2 separate regions of the Mus musculus genome follow, and region 1 is linked to region 2. The links are chromatin contacts, found by Hi-C or POLR2A ChIA-PET in ENCODE. All regions are on one chromosome and are shown on one strand. The core of a region is the stretch at or near the end of the contact, and the rest is flanking DNA. Distances in the headings are between cores, read along the strand shown. Region 1 overlaps Nid2 (nidogen 2). Region 2 overlaps Gm29899 (a long non-coding RNA gene).

Evidence for each region. Hi-C counts contacts between places; a loop is a spot of excess contacts on that map. ChIA-PET counts read pairs that join two places held with the same protein, here RNA polymerase II (POLR2A).
Region 1: a map of left cerebral cortex shows a loop between it and region 2 (4-fold over the local background). The contact joins two enhancer-like sites. A Hi-C loop is called at or near these places in 2 of 37 maps with a recorded cell type or tissue (both left cerebral cortex). POLR2A ChIA-PET finds 5 or more read pairs at or near these places in 2 of 5 experiments (Patski and embryonic stem cell).

Annotation. Positions count from the first base shown.
Region 1 is chr14:19,774,703-19,780,321 of GRCm38, forward strand. Nid2 (nidogen 2) reads left to right here. Exons shown (of 21, transcript NM_008695.2): 5 at 3,294-3,443; 6 at 4,036-4,281; 7 at 4,835-5,035. Among named protein-coding and RNA genes, the nearest start is that of Nid2, 26 kb to the left of the region's middle. Within about 2 kb of position 2,374, at least 1 of the 3 ENCODE cell types and tissues checked has a DNase peak (open chromatin) inside an H3K27ac peak, as active enhancers do.
Region 2 is chr14:19,729,236-19,734,985 of GRCm38, forward strand. It overlaps Gm29899 (a long non-coding RNA gene), which reads left to right. Exons shown (of 4, transcript XR_874386.1): 3 at 700-769. Among named protein-coding and RNA genes, the nearest start is that of Gm17030, 17 kb to the left of the region's middle. Within about 2 kb of position 4,301, at least 1 of the 3 ENCODE cell types and tissues checked has a DNase peak (open chromatin) inside an H3K27ac peak, as active enhancers do.

The DNA of each region.
Region 1 (5,619 bases), core at 1,124-3,623, 44 kb after region 2:
GTGTTTAGTAAATACTTGTTCACCTATTGTGTGAAAGAAAGGAAACTGCGGTGTTTTTAGCTTTTGCTAGCGCGACTCCATTTTAGGTGTAAGGTGTGCTAGTGTCTGTGTAGGAGAGTAAACAGACGAGGGTCTAAATGAACCACAGCTTCCTTAGCCCGGGGACTCCTCCAGACCGAGAAAGGCATGTGCTTGGTTCAAGTTCCATTTGCAGAACAAATTTCCATAAACTCTCAGGTTAGCTTAGCAGTAGAAGTTCATTCTTCGGTTGGTGTTGGAGTCTTAGCATAGCCTTTATAAGGAATCCTCTTGTCATTTTCCATTCTGGATTCTTATTAACTTAGAACTCTTTCCTGGGACTAAGAGACAGTCACCATTCCTCATGACCTGGGACCTATGTGGTACCCAGGGGTGGGGGGTGGGGGTGAGGTGAATGAGGGGAGAGAGTGCAAAAGAGCGAGGAAGCTGATTCTCATGGGCTAGTCCACACACACACACACACACACACACACACACACACACACACGCTAACTTTGAGTTGCATTTGAAGTCTTGTGTGAGCTGCTGGACAGTGTCTGGGCTCCCAGGATCATCACATCTAGTGTCTTAGTTGAATTAGCCTAACTCTTCTGCCTCTGGTCCTCTCTTCATTTCTTGATAAGGCTTAAAGTAGGGTCTGTCTGGGTCAGTACGGTTTTTACAAAATAACGAGACAGCAAAATCCATCTATCCCTCCCTTAATTTGCAAGCCAAGCCGTGTGTGGAAACCTGCTTTCTTTTTAACGGACATAGCTGAAAATGACTCCCCTGTCCACCAAGATTGGATTGCCTTTGTGTCCTAGTGACAGAAGGAGGTGAAGAGACAGACACTGGCTATGCATGTTGGGGACTTCTGAGGCCAGGGAGTGCATGTGACATTTGCCCGTGGTCTCACAGAGCAGAGCTTATGACCTTCTGAAGTGGCACCTGTGCTGACTCAGGAGCACACCTGTACACGTGCACCTGTCTGAGCTGGGGAACTCTGCCCTTTGACACATCTGCGTCACACTTACAGCTTTTTACTCACCCTGGTTTTTGTTGAGATAAGGGGCATAGCTTAGTGACAAAGAGCATCCGGTATGCAGGAGGCCCTGAGATCCATCCCCAATCTCTCTCTCTCTCTCTCTCTCTCTGTCTCTCTCTCTCTCTCTCTCTCTCTCATACACACACTCTCTCTCTCTCTCTCTCTCTCTCTCTCTCTCTCTCTCACACACACACACACACACACACCATTCCTAAACCAATAGCAATAAGTAGTTTTCTCCATAGAAAAGCCTGTGATATTCTTGTCACGATCTATTCTGCCTTTTTTTTTTAAGTTTTGTCTTTTTTTTTATTTAAAAAAAAGTTAATGCCTATCACTTGTTGAAAAGTTGAGTTATGACTAATTTTCTATTTCTGTCAAGCTGGGCTCACTCAGCGTAATCACTGACTCCATTCTGACAGGTCAGCTTTTCTCTTTAACCAAGGTGTTCTAAGCTGATGAGCCCTCAGCTTGCTGCTTCCCAGGATGTCTAATTGCTAAAGGAATGTTCTCACTGCTCTCAGCACTTCTCAATAAGTATTTTACTTTTAATGTCTGTCTGTGTTTGGGAATGTGCACGTGAGTGTAGGTGCAAAAGTAGGCCAGAAGAGGGCAGTAGATCCTGTGGAGCAGGAGTTACCACCCATGGGAGTTCTGGGAACCAAACTTGGGCCTTCACTACTCCTCACCGCTGAGCCACCTCCAGTCCCCTTCGCCACTTCTTACCTGTGTGTTTTCTCTCAGCATGCTGCAAACGCCCGTTAGTTGTTAACCTTCAGTTGTAGCCCTTAGTGTTAGTTGGATTACCCCTGGGGGGGTAGTAGGGATCTGGACCTTCAGAATTCAGACTCATGTGCTTGCTGCACTCATGACTTCTTCAGGTGACTCACCGCAATCCTCTGCTTCTGTTTCTTTATCTGGAAAACAGATTAAAAGTAGCACTTGCTGCCCCCAGCTCTGGTGCAGCTGAGGGTTAATGTTAAAGCCGATGGTGTATTTCAGCCTGCTTAAATGTTAGCTCTGTAAATCTTGTGTTTGCTGATGCAAGGCTTTGTCGCGGCTGCATTGTTACACATCGGGAAGCTAGATCTTCTCATTGTCTTGGTTTTTGTTCTCGCCTGGGGTATTATTCTCAGTAATACTGAGTCTTCAGTTTTTTCCACCCTGGCCTGTTCCTTGTTTTCAAACATAGCCCTGGAAGGCCACCACAGCCTGTTTCTTTCCAGAGCTGACACTCAGGCCAGCATCAGTGGCTAAAGTGCACTAAAACTCTTTGCCCTTCCTGCTTGATCAGCGTTCTCTAGGTGTCTCCAGACTACCCTGACTTCTGGGGGATGGGAGGCAGAAGCATGCGCAGTACCCTGCCTCCTAGTGGCCGTGCTTGGAATTGAGGTATTGCCCAGCATCCTAGCGGAAAGCACTCACCTGCCTGTGACCCAACTTTCAGGCACACTTTGGCCATTTCTTCTGCAGAGGATAGCGTGATGGCATTGAGGGCAGGCTCCTCTCGTTCTTGCTCTCTCCGTTTCGTCTCCCTCTTGCACAGCTACCTCTCTGTAATGGGAAGAGAGTGTGGGAGATTTGGGGGTCGAGCTTCCTCTGGTGCAGGGTGGTTTTGTGGAGATTCTGTGGACTAGGCTGTTTCTGTTGCATGAAAGTCATCCTCAAGCTGGGAAGCACAAAGCCTGCAAGGACCTGGGGCTCCTCAGTCCTGTTTCTTGTCGTCTCTCTTCCCTCCCCAGTCCTGCATTTGACGGCAAGTGTTGACGCAGCAAGTGTGTGTACATCCTTTAAGCTTGGGTTCCATAAGAGTTAGACAGACCTTGGTTCTTAGTTCCTCTCTTTTGACTTCCTCTCAAAAGATTACTCTTACATTGAGTCATACAAAATTGCCAGTATTTGGCCTTTTTTTCTCCCCACCTCACCAAATAGTGATTTCACAAATTTCACTCTAATGCGCGCTTACGGTTTGTCTGCAAGGCTGCTCTCAGGCCACTCAGCTCACCCTCATTGTAGTAAGACCCAGTTGGCCGCAATGATCTGAGCATCTTGCCAGAACATATAAAGTTAATCCCTCAGGCTGAATGTTATTCCCATCTTTGTAGCGTCAAATCTATTTGTTTATTACAGTCCAAGCCGTTTTACGGAGCGCTTGTGACGTCTGGCGAAGCTTGGTAGTAGCGATGCTGGAATCCTTTGGCTTTCTAATGCTCTTTGCTTTATTCTTCAGTCTTCACGTATAATGGCGCCAACCTGGAAACCTGCGAACACAGCCACGGCCGGTGCTCCCAGCATGCCTTCTGCACCGACTACACCACTGGCTTTTGCTGCCACTGCCAGTCGAGGTTTTACGGAAACGGGAAGCACTGCCTGCCAGAAGGTGATTGACAGGCCGGGGCTGCTGCATGTATATTGTTGACCCCTGCCTGTTTCCAGTTCCAGTGTGGGTTCTGCTTGGTGTCCTTACATCTCTGATGCCTGAATCCCAGCACCAGTGACTTTCAAGGGTTCAGGGGATGACTGAGTGATAAATACGTTTGGACTGGTTTCCCAATTTGAGAGTGACTTGAAACGTTTCTATTTTGCCCTCTTTCTAGCTTGGTAGAGCTAAAGGGGAGGGTGAAGAAGGGGAATGGAAGAGAGACAGGCAGGACTGGGTCATAAGTGAGGAACCGATCACAGAAGGGACTTGTTAAATGTCGCTCTAACTATGACTGTAACACTGTTGAGACAGGAGAAGCAGGAGGGTTGAGAGTTGAAGGCTAGCCTAGATTTTATCACGAATCCTCAGTTGGCGTCTACAGAGAGCTTATTGCAAGGAAACCCAAACCAACAGTGAGAACAGCAATAATAGTAAAGAAATGTCTCCAAAGAGTGAGCATGAGGCGTGGTCAGGAGAGTGGGCTCATCTGTGTACACCGGTCCCCAGCCTGATGGGGGCCAAGGCTGAAAGGATTGCTTTTGTCTTTCAGGGGCACCTCACCGAGTGAATGGGAAAGTGAGTGGTCGCCTCCGAGTGGGTCACATTCCTGTGCACTTCACTGACGTGGATCTACACGCTTACATCGTGGGCAATGATGGCAGAGCCTACACTGCCATCAGCCATGTCCCACAGCCGGCAGCCCAGGCCCTGCTCCCTGTCCTGCCCATTGGAGGTCTGTTTGGCTGGCTCTTTGCTTTGGAGAAGCCAGGCTCTGAGAATGGCTTCAGCCTCACAGGTGAGCAGAGCTCAGTTCTGGCAAACCGGGATTCAGATGTGGTACCTGGGCAGCCTCTGCGGATGATTTTGTTTCTGGAGAAACGTGCTCAGATTCCAGGCTGTTGGAGGTTTTGAATTGCAGAGGTTTTGTTGTACGTGGAAAGCTTTCTGCTCTTACAGAAAGAAACATAATGGTTTAATGACTGGTAAATTCCTATTTTCGACTATCATCCCTCAGCATGGAAGTATCAAGTTAGTGTAATTTTGGAATGGACTCTGTTAATATGCTAGATTTTAAAGAGAACGGGGACAAGGGGAATTGAGAGTCTTTGAGACCTTCGGGAGATCAGAGGGTCTGCAGCTTTCCAGAACTGAGCCTGGGCGTGGCATACTCTCCTTCGGTACCGTCTCCAGAGGAGACTGGGGAGAGGACACACACACTCCTCTTAGCTAGTCGAACCCACGCCTCTGATATGATAGGCAAGTGCTTTATCATCCAAGTCCCAGCCAGTCTTCAGAATGACTTAAACAAGAGTCTTGTCACCCACTTGCTGAGTTTCTGTCTCCTGCAGGTGCTACCTTTGTCCATGACGTGGAAGTCACTTTTCACCCTGGAGAGGAGAGGGTTCGTATCACTCAAACTGCCGAGGGGCTTGACCCAGAAAACTATCTGAGCATTAAGACCAACATTGAAGGCCAGGTGCCCTTCATCCCAGCGAATTTCACAGCCCACATTACTCCGTACAAAGAGTTTTATCATTACAGGGACTCAGGTATGTGTGAGTTTCCACAGCTGTAAAATGGACGTGATGCCTGCCTCACAAGACAGTGACAAGGGTTAGGTTAAGTGAATAGTCACATGGAATGCCCCAAACTGCATAGAACACAAATGAGGTTGATATAATTGTGTTCGTTCTTGTTTTTAGGACGTATACACAGTTATATTTTACATATGTGTGTATATAAAGTATACAGGTGATCAGAGTGCTGACAAGAATGTCAGAGTACACAAGAATGTCAATATATTTGCACATTATTTTCAGATAGTAATAACCGATAAGATGCTATCCTCCAGGCACGGCCTGTTTTGACTGTTAGACTTTAGGAGTCTCTGTAACTGTTTCAGCTGATGATTTTGGTTTGCTTTAGGGGTCACAGAAAGATGCTTTCCAGTGTTCTGAAACAAAGCTGAGATTTGGAGTCAACATATAAATCGATTCACATCATGGATTTGCAATTTAAAATCATTGCAAAGTCATTTTTTCATTTTTCTTAGCACAAGAAAAAATAAACATTTTCTGCTGTTGATAAGTTGCATACGGTATAATTAGCTGTACAAAGTTTATCCAGTCTGCCC
Region 2 (5,750 bases), core at 3,051-5,550:
GTCAGATTAGCCTGAGGACATGCCAGTCCAGGGCTGTTTCATTTAGTAACTGATGCAGGAGGGCCCAGCCTACTGTCGGTGGTACCATCCCTAGGCAGGTGGGCATAAACTCTATAATAAAGCTATCCAGGCATGATCCTGGGAGTGAGCCAACAAGCAGCATTCCACATAGTTTCTGCTTCAAGTTCCTGCCTTGATTTCTCTCAATGTATCGTAACCTAGCCAAACAAACCCTTTTCTTCCCTAAATTCCTCTTAATCATGTTTGTTGCAGAAACAAAAATGAAACTAGAATATCCAACTCACAGACATCTGAGCAACCAAGATTCCATGACTCTAAAGTTCTGTAATACGAAACAAATTTTTAAATTATTATTGTTACTACTACTACTACTACTATTATTATTATTATTATTATTATTATTATTATTATTATTATTATTATTGTGTTTGTGAAACAGGGTCTCACTATGTAGCCCTGTCCATCCTGGAACTTGCTACATAAACATAAAAGACTGGCTTCAAACTCACAGAGATTCACCTGACTGCCTCCAAACTGCTGGGATTAGAGGCGTGTCCCCCAACATGCCTGGTGAGAAAAGATCATTTAGACTGAAACTTTTAAAGGCATAAAAAAAATAGAAATAAAATTCCTGAAAGATTTCTAACTTTAAGAAATGTATCTTTTTGGTGATTTCAGCTGATAAATTCGTCAGAAAGTATATCCTAAAGTGAACCATTCATCTCACCTGCTATGCAAGACTTCAACTGTGAGTAACCAAGATCCTGATTCAACTGACCCAAGCAATAGGGGATGACTATCTGAATTACCAGTGTATCTGTAAGGTTTTCTAGTATCTACAAGACATCAACAAGAATTCATGAGTTGCTCCACTTTCTGCCACACTGCATCAATCACAGCTTCAGGCTGGCTCTGCTAGGGACTAGAGAGATGGCTCAGTGGTTAAGATCACTGGCTACTTTTCTAGAGGATCTAGGTTCAATCCCAGCACCCACAAGGCAGTTCACAACTATCTGTATCAATCTCATGGAATCCAGCACCCTTTTCTGGCCCCTGGGCACCAAGCATGCATATGTCACAAATATAAATGTAGACAAAATAAAAACCCAATGAACATAAAAATAAAAATAAATACAAAATAATTTCGCAGCATTCATTATCATTTAGTCATCTCTGGCAATAAAGTCATTCCCTACTTTTTGTTTACCTTAGGATCAAGCATGACCTCTTCCCAAAGCCACACAGCCACCCACTTCTTCATAGCTCACTGATGGACCATGTCCATACTCAAACAAACAACTATCAAAGTAAATGGGACCAGTGTAGGGAAGGGTAACCACATCTTCCATGAAGAACCATAGCTATAATTTGATCAAATGTTGAAGCCACAGATAGTTTTCATCAAGATTCATCCCTTTGTTGTTGTTTTGAGGCATGGTCACATGCTCTAGTCTACACACACCTGCAACTCACTATGGATTCCAGACTTGAATTCCAGGTATCCTTCTCTCTTAGGATTTTATTGTTGTGAAGAAACACCATGACCAAGGCAACTCTTATAAAGACAAAACTTGGAGCTGGCTTACAATTTCAGAGGTTTAGTTCATTAATATCATGGTGGGAAGCATAGCAATGTGCAGGCAGACATGGTGCTGAAGGAGCTGAGGTGTCCAGGAGACACTCTTCTGTAAGCAGCCAAGAGGACGCTCTCTTCTGAACTGGGCAGAGCTTGCGCACGAGGAGGAGACCTCAAAATCTGCCCCTACAGTGACACACGTCCTCTAAAAAGGCTACACCTACTCCAATAAGGCCACACCTCCTACTAGTGCTACTTCCCATGGGCTAAGAATATTCAAACCACCACACCTTCTACTTCCTCCTCCTCCATGTTGAGATTATAGACGTGAACCACCACCATTGGCTAAAATTCACCCTTAAACCATCCTTGTAAAAATATATTAGCAGGACTCATCTTTGCAGAGAATTCCTAGCACACCGCAATAAAACCTTATCCTTTGGACAGAGAATCTGTATTTTCGTTTTAAATAGGTGATGGTGACACAGATGGAAAATGGACTGGAGCTTTACTGACAGTCAGTGGTTCTAGGTCAGCCTCGGTATGCAGGATTCACAAAGTGAAGTTGGAGAAGGAGAACTGAAGTCTAAGAACTTGCAGGTGAACAGGGAAAATTACATTTGAAAGGAAGCGAAACCACACAAGCCCTAGATGCACCATTGGTAAATTCCTCAACTTCCAAAGAAGGATTTCACTGTGTGGACTCTTGTGGATGGAACAGAGTAGAATAGTTTTGCTTATTTCTTAGCTTCCACAGCAATGGAATTGTGTGGTAATGCTACAGGTACGTGCTGTGTGACAAAACTTTTCCTGGGGACATGCAACACACATCTACCCAAGCTAGATAGGGAACCCACAGCAGACCAAAGTACAGATACCACTGTAGGGCAAAAGGTTCAAGCTCACTTCCAAATTTGAAAGGTCACCAAAACCCACCTTAAACCCCTCCAGTCCCTGAGCTTGAAATCCCACTAATCCCTGAGTCTGAAATCCTACTAGTTCCTGGGTTTGCACTGAGATCTCACCAATCCCTACCCTGGAATTCTTCACCCTGGAAAACTCATGCCCCACGAACCCCTATATAAAGCCGGCCTCCTGTAAGTTCCCTGCTGCTCCTCATCCAAACCACCCTCTTGTGTGTCTTCCAATAAATCTCTTGTGTGAGGTTTGCTGTGCAGTGTGGTTTTGTGGTATTCCTTGGTTCCCGACTGCTAGAATACCTTTCCTCTCAGAGCTGCAACACTTCCACTGGGGAAGCCTTTCCCCCTTAGAGCTGCAACACTTACAACCACCGAAGTCCTATTTGGTGAACCAATGAGTTTTCCTGGGGTTACTTACAGGAATATTGGTTAAGGGTTACTTATAGGAGCTGAAATGACTCAAAGACAGTTGCATCACCAAGGCCCACCCCAGCACAGCTAGCAGCTCACAAAGTTGGGAAACCTGAAACACACAGCACAGTCTGCTAGCAGCTCAAACGGTTGCAGAGTGTCCATCCCAAGGGACTCCAGTCTTAACCTCTTCCAGGCAGCTCAGCTGGTTTCTGCTTCTTCCAGGCAGTTGGTCTGGTCTTGGAGTCTTCTTTGCAACTTTTCTCCTCTCAGAATCCTTTTCTCCTCTCAGAATCCTATTTCATCTGAGACAGCCCTCAACTTTTAATGCTTACTCTGGTAGGGAGAGACCTAGTGAATCTACTCAGTTTTAGGGACTTCCTAAAACTATTTTGAGTTGTTTACCTACTTAAGGAGCTTCCCTGCAGGATGAAATGTTCCAGTCTTAGAGGAAACTATTATACAATAGTGTACCAGAAAAATTCTAAAGACTAGAGACTTAGAGTCTTAGTTAGGGTTTTATTGCTGTGAAGAGACACCATGATCATGGCAATTCTTACTCAAAAACAAAACAAACAAACAGAACCCATTTAATTGGGGTTGACTTACAGTTTCAGAAGTTTAGTCTATTATCGTCACGGCAGGAAGCATGGCAGTATGCATGCACACATAGTGTGAAGAAGGCGTTGAGAGTTCTACATTGTTATCTGCAAGCAACAGAAGGAGACTGTCCACACTGGGCATCGACTTTGTTTGCGCTTAGCTTGAGCATGGAAGACCTCAAAGCCTGCCCCCCCCCCACACACACACAGTGGCATATTGTTTCCAACAAGGCCACCCCTCATAATAGTTCCACTTCCAATGGGTCAAGCACAGGGAGGTAGAGACACAGGCAGATGCCCAAAGCTGACTAGTCAACCAGTCTCGTCAATCTGGGAGCACCGGGTTCTTCAAGAGACGCTGTCTCAAAAGATAAAGTGAAAAGTGTTCAGTGAAGACAACTGACAACCACTTTGACCTCTACATACACACATGCATAAAACACACTCACGCAAACACACACACACACACACACACACACACACACACACACACTGGTGTTAGTATCTCTCTCTCTCTCTCTCTCTCTCTCACACACACACACACACACACTGGTGCTAGTATCTCTCTCTCTCTCTCTCTCTCTCTCTCTCTCTCTCTCTCACACACACACACACACACACACACACACACACACACACACGCGCGCGCGCGCACACTGGTAGTAATATGTGAATAGCTTAGGGTGGTACACTAAGCATTCCAGGCTCCTAGCAGCCCTGCCAACAAAAGGAGGCAGACAGCAGTGACAAAGAGGAAGTATTAGAACTTCCCTGACCCAGGAGGGCCTTCCAGAAGCTTCCTCTCTGCCTCCTTCCTTCCCCAGCCCATGAGGTGTGGTTTCCGGAGCCTCACCAGGGTCTAGAATCAGTCTTTCCTATTCTATTCCCACCACTCCCTGTGCATGCTTTATAGCAACAGTGAGCAAGGGACTCCATGGCCCATCCCAGAGCTGACCAATTGGATAGTCTTGAGCTCCTAAGAGAGTCAAGGATTCCATCAGGGGTGAGACCTTGCTGCTCTCTGCATGATGAATGAACTGAAGGAGAACCTTGGAGAGTTAGACAGGAAGCCAGCTGTGCAGTTGTCTGGGCTCTTCCTGCCACAAAGCAAGAGTATTGCAGACAGTGGTCTTCCAGTGCATTCTCTGACCCACGGTTCCCCTATGCCAGCATTCCCTTCTCTATGGCCTCTTACATTGCAAGGTCTTAGATACTTTTGTTTTTAAGGGGAAAGGATGAAAGCCTTAAGACATTTGCAAGATCCTATTCTTGGCACTGTACCAAATTCTGGGGGAGGATGGCCCTGGAGACAGGGTGGGGTGAGTTCAAAACGTTTCTAACATGTTCTGGCTCTGGGCCCAACATTGTTGAAACTGCTCGGAGGAGACCCAGAACACTTGGATTTGGGGCTTTAAGACTATCTTTGTTTAGATGTTCAAATTTGTTTAAATAGTTTCTCAAGCAGAAACAAGGAAAGAACTTGAATAGAATTTTCCCCCCACAAAACAAATCTTTTCCCAAGCCTGGCCGACCAATTCACTCCAAGAGGGTATTCTTATCTTTATTGAGTGTTTATCCAAACAAGTAAAAGATGCAAGGTTCAGCTGAGATCTGTATCCTCTAGGTTTTTAACAGGAACTAGAGTTTATCGTTTTGTTTGCTGTTACATTTTAAGTCTTGCATGTATCTTATCTCTTCTTCTTTTTAATGGTCCTTTCTTGGGAAAAGGAGCAGGCTCAGTATAAAGTCTAGGCTAGCTTCAAGCTTGGAGTCTTCCTGCCTCATCCTTCCGAGTGCTGGAATTGCACCCTGACCTCCAGCCTGGCTTTTGACAGTCCTTCCCCTTACATATGTGTTTCTCAAGTACAGGCAAGAAGCTGGAGGCTCAGCTGCCTGAGGGAGCTGTAGGGAAGGGATTCTTTTCTTTCTTTTTAACAATTTATTTACTTTTTATTTCTTTTTACATGCATTGGTGTTTGGTCTACATGTATGTCTGTGTGAGATACCAGATCCTGGAGTTACAGACACTGTTGATCTGCCATGTAGGTATTGGAAATTGAACCTGGGTCCTCTGGAAGAGCAGTAAGTGCTCTTAACCACTGAGCCATCTCTCCAGTCCAAAAGCAGGGATTCTTAAACTTTTCCTCTTACAACCCTTTTCATTTGAGAAATTTTTACATGAATCTGGACATACAGGTATATAAAATAGTCATACACATC